Regions from separate parts of the Homo sapiens genome. Here region 2 is linked to region 1. A link is a loop called in an ENCODE intact Hi-C map of the cell type or tissue named here. Cell type or tissue: PC-3. All regions are shown on one strand.

The links. Peaks named below come from ENCODE experiments on the same cell type or tissue, not always from the same donor. Only the 100,000 strongest peaks of a DNase experiment are listed, where the experiment ranks them.
Region 2: it touches region 1 in a loop (3-fold over the local background); 9 of 110 quality-filtered maps call a loop at or near these places.

What each region holds. Positions count from the first base shown.
Region 1 is chr2:33,157,150-33,159,649 of GRCh38, reverse strand. The region is part of intron 5 of LTBP1 (latent transforming growth factor beta binding protein 1); the gene reads right to left. Among named protein-coding and RNA genes, the nearest start is that of LTBP1, 210 kb to the right of the region's middle. In PC-3, no CTCF peak of the experiment used is centred here; a DNase peak (open chromatin) is centred at 1,009; H3K4me3 peaks cover 504 bases; H3K27ac peaks cover 2,156 bases.
Region 2 is chr2:33,228,609-33,231,108 of GRCh38, reverse strand. The region is part of intron 9 of LTBP1 (latent transforming growth factor beta binding protein 1); the gene reads right to left. Among named protein-coding and RNA genes, the nearest start is that of MIR4430, 190 kb to the left of the region's middle. In PC-3, CTCF peaks have their summits at 999 and 1,201 (motif pointing left); a DNase peak (open chromatin) is centred at 28; H3K4me3 peaks cover 677 bases; H3K27ac peaks cover 2,500 bases.

The sequences.
Region 1 (2,500 bases):
AACTAAAGAAGCCTAAATGGGACCACCCATAGATCCAAGAGGCAGAGAAATAAGCAGCTTCACTAGGTTTGGGGAGGGTGGGGGTTAGAAGCACAATCACCAGACTTTCTGGATATTATTTGAAAGTATTATTTTAAGAGTTGAATGAATTGGACACAAAGAATAAGAAATAGAAGAGATGGAGAACAGAAATTCTTTTTTGGAAGTGGAGGCAGTGATGTTACCTTTAAAAGGTGCTAGACAGGAAGTGTAAGAGGTGACAGCTTTTTGATAACTCAAACTCCAGAGCTCAGTGAAGTGGCTGCTGGATTGGCTGGGCCTTGACTTTATAAGCAAGCACTCAAGGTTCGAAGGGACTATTACCACTAAGTCATCTGTATGCTGAAAGGACCCATATTTTTCATTATTTGTGATAGGACGCCCTTGAGTTGCGGAGCCACAGCAGCAAGTATACTGCTCACTTAGGAGAGGGAAGCAAGCAAAATGTAGCTGTCACCACCCAGGCCACAGCTTGCTAGGCAGGTACTTTGTTCCCTCACTCACAGAAGCACATACAGGGCTGAGATTAGGCAGACCCTAGGCCCCCTGCATTCCCATGTCATTGCATCCTGCCTGGCCATGAGACACAGAATCACGATAGGTATTTTCATCTCACTTAACTGAGCTCTCCAAAGAACTGTGTTTCCTATTGCATGGTTATACTGTGCTGGACTGAGAATGTGTCAACAGTATCACAGAAAAGAAAGAAGGTACACTCTGTGCATCATTTTGAACTTTTTTGTCATCACAGCTACCTAACATGTACGTATACTGCTATCTATTTAAAGGATCGGGGTTAGGGGAAAAGGGAGAGGAGTGGAGAAGCCAGTGATCTGCAGTGTTTAAAAGTTATTGCCAAGAGACTTGAGTTTATATTTTAAATTCCAGGAAGTCAAAGTGTTCTGGGTAATACATATGAATCACTGGAAAGAAATCTTCCATTTTCTGGCTAGAAGGTGCCTCCTTCGACAACCACAATGTCAATGAATCTCATAGGTCCTTTATTACTCTACTTCCTTTGCATGATCCAAGAGCCTGTTATTCAGGACCCCCTCCAGGAATTAACCAGGGAACTATAAGTCACCCCTATTTGGCTTCATCTGGGATGCCCTGTCTCAATTCTTTCTCTAGATTAATTCCAAAAAGTGGCACAGAACTGTGATGTCCATCATTATCAGGCCCTGCAGAAGCTCCGGTGGGCAGTAAGTAGCCTTCTGTGTCTGGGATGGGAGGGCCTGTCAGTGCCCCAGTTACATAGAATATTTCTTCTATGTAACTACTTACTTCTATGTAACTACTTAATCCCTGGATATTTGGGTTTGATAGTCTCTCAATCTCTATCTGAAGTTTACACAACACAATGTATTCATTCTTTTGTTGAACAAAGGTTTACAAAATGACTGAGGAATACTCTGTTTTATGCATATATATTCTCTCTCTCTCTCTTTTTTTTTTTTTTTTTGTTTTTTTTTTGAGACAAGAGTTTCACTCTTGTTGCCCAGGCTGGAGTGCAATGGCACAATCTTGGCTTGCTGCAATCACCGCCTCTCAGGTTCAAGCAACTCTCCTGCCTCAGCCTCCCAAGTAGCTGGGATTATAGGCACATGCCACCACGGCTGGCTAATTTTTGTATTTTTAGTAGGGTTTCCCCATGTTGGCCATGCTGGTCTCAAACTCCTGACCTCAGATGATCCACATGCCTTGGCTTCCCAAAGTGCTGGGATTACAGGCATGAACCACCGCATGTGGCCTATATTTTCTCTTGACTATGGTCATTCCAGCTTTTCCCAGTAACCCAGTGATTCTCATCCTCACCTTATTTGGGTGGGCACAGGTCAGTGGGAAAAAGATACTGGCTTTTCAGCTGGGGCAAGATCTCTCTCTGATGCTCCTCGTACACATGCAAACTGCATTAGAAATCTCCAGTACAGCACCATCATCCTATAGATGGCCAATTTTAAAATGTTCTGGATATAAAAATCTTGCAAAAACCATCTCACTTGGAAATGCAATGGGAGTCAGAAGCCTGGGTCTGCATCTGAGCGTTGCCACCAACTATGACCTTGAAGTCATAACCTCCCTGTCTGGGTCTCAATTTTCTGATCTATAAAATGAAAAGAATGAATGAGATGCTCTCCAAGCTACTTTCAGCTCTAAGGGCTTCCCATTCACTTCTCAAAACAGTTCCCTACTGATTTCTACAAAATGCTTACTCCTCCTGCACGCAGGATCCTTTGGTAAATCAGCTTTCAACTGTTCAGAAACATGCCAATGACAGTAAATGAGCCACTGAAATGAGGTTTTCCTTCCTTAACTGCTTACAGCCTTCAAAGCTCTTAATCCTCATCCGTGCATTAGCCACATTTCAATTCTAAACATCTAAAATAATCACAGACAATAACAAGTCTCTAGGTTCTAAACACCTTTGATGTTTGACTTACACGATTTTCAGCATCTCTAC
Region 2 (2,500 bases), 71 kb before region 1:
GCAGGAACAATGTCTTACCCATCATTCATCACACATACTTTCAGTCTATAGCTAGGAGTGCCCCAGCGATTAATGTTTGTGGAATACTGAGTCATTTAAAAAGTCTTCGAGATGATCTATGAAAAACGAATATACATACACTGAATTATAAAAGTGTAGATGTCTTTTAATTACATTCAGCACGTACTGAGGTACTGTGGTATTGCCCACAGTACGTGCCAAAAATGTAGCAAATAATACTAAGTTGATTTTATCCTTGTAAACTGAAACTGGTAAGTGACTTTGGTATGTCAAAAGAGATACTTGCTTTTAATAAAATCACTCAACAGACTGATTCCCCAAGTACTTTCAGAACCAAATTCTATTTTTGAAACTTAGATTTACATCTAACTTTTTAAGAACCCACTTATGGCAAAATATGGACAAAAGAGGGTACTCAGTATTTCCACTCAGGGAAGGACTGAGTATTAAAGAAAAGCAGCATGGACGTAGGAGCTCTTAGTATTATTTCATTTAATTCTAGTTCTACATCAGACCTTTATAGCATAATAATCAAATGACAAATGCTGCTCTAGATCCATCAGAGCATATAACTATATTGTTTGTTATGATAAATGAAGCAAATTATAACAATTCCATAATGCTGAGAGTAGCAAGGCTGTTTTGGAGCTCCATGTGTGTATATGTAATAAATCATCCCTTTGAAAAGATAATTGCAGCACCACTAGAGAGGAGGAAAAAAAACAACTTTGAGGGCAATTATTTGAAAGCTCCTCAAATTAACATGTATACAGTTGGTTCTTTGTTACTGAGTGCACATTAGTAAAAGTTGTTTCAGGACATTAGTTCACTTAGTTGAAGGAAATAATGTAATTCTAGTTATTAACCACTTTAATTTTAAAAGTGCTTTGTAAACTGAGAAGACATTAGACTGTAAGAACAATGTGGAAGGCACAAGCAATTAGATGCTAAATGGGCTCCTTTTGAAAACCTTTAGGAAAACAAAATCAAAAAGCTTCAAGGTTCTAGGAAAACTGAATGTACATATGTAATGTGAGCAAGTTCGATTTCATTTTACTGACCATCAATATCACAAAGGGAGTGAAATTAAGCCCTTCTCTCAATAGTAATTTCAATAGATTTACTGAATGAAATCATATTATGAGTCAAATGCCTTTGTAATGTAATTTAGCAGTGCCTCCTTGAGGACCCATGAAATAGAATTTTGTGTGTTACTTCACTTTAGAATCATTGCCAAAAAGTATAACACTGCTTTACAAATATCCTCCAGAGACCTAAGCCAGGATTTGGTGTTACCAGTAGACCATCAGCGAATTGACTAAGGCAGAACCATCTAATATGCTCAGTATGAACAAAGTTTGCTAAGGGTCAGTCAGCCGTACCGACAGAGGAAAATGCAAAAAAACTCATGCAATTACTTGAATAAGTCTCCATTCTAACATACAAAATAGATAGCAAGTGATTACTTGCAAATTTGCACTTCTATCACTTCTAAAGTGGTATTTTTATTAATATAAATTATTCAAAACATTAATCAGCCAGTAAAAGAAATGTATTGTACAACTTTCTCTCCCTCCGTCTCTCCTTCCTTCCTCCCTTCCTTCTTTCTTTTTAGAGACAGGGTCTCACTTTGTTGCCCAGGCTTCAGTGCAGTGGCACGATCATAGCTCACTGCAGCCTCGAACTCCCGGACTCAAGCAACCCTTCTGCCTCAGCTTCTCAGTAGCTGGGATTACAGGCATGCACCACCACACCCAGCAAATTTTTATTTTATTTTTTTTGTAGAGACAGGGTCTTGCTTTGTTGCCCAGGCTGGTTTTAAACTCCTAGCCTCAAGCAATCCTTCTGCCTCAGCCTCCCAAAGTGCTGGGAATACAGGCATGAGCCATTACATCTGGCTGATAACCATCACTTTTTAATGAAATAAAACAAAATTAATATTAATTGCTTTGACTTCTATTAGCTCTCACAACAGATGGCATAACTTCTAATTAGCTAGTATCTGCATTAGTGATATTTTACAAAATATAAACAAATATATAATTGGTAAAGGTGGCCATAGGTGGTATGAGAGTATAACCCTGGTTAGGGCCGGGTACAGTGGCTCACACCCGTAATCCCAGCACTTTCAGAGGCTGAGGTGGGTGAATCAGAAGGTTGGGAGATCAAAACCATCCTGGCAAACATGGTGAAACCCTGTCTCTACTAAAAATACAAAAAATTAGCCGGGTGTGGTGGCGTGTGCTTGTAGTCCCAGCTACTTGGGAGGCCGAGGCAGGGGAATCGCTTGAACCCAGGAGGCGGAGATTGCAGTGAGCCGAGATTGCACCACTGCACTCCAGCCTGGCGACAGAGTAAGACTCCATCTCAAAAAAAAAAAAAAAAAAAAAGGGTATAACCCTGGTTGGGCTTATTAACTATCTTTGTGACCCTGGGAAAGTTATTTACTTTCTCTGTGTCTCAATGTCTAATTGAGAAT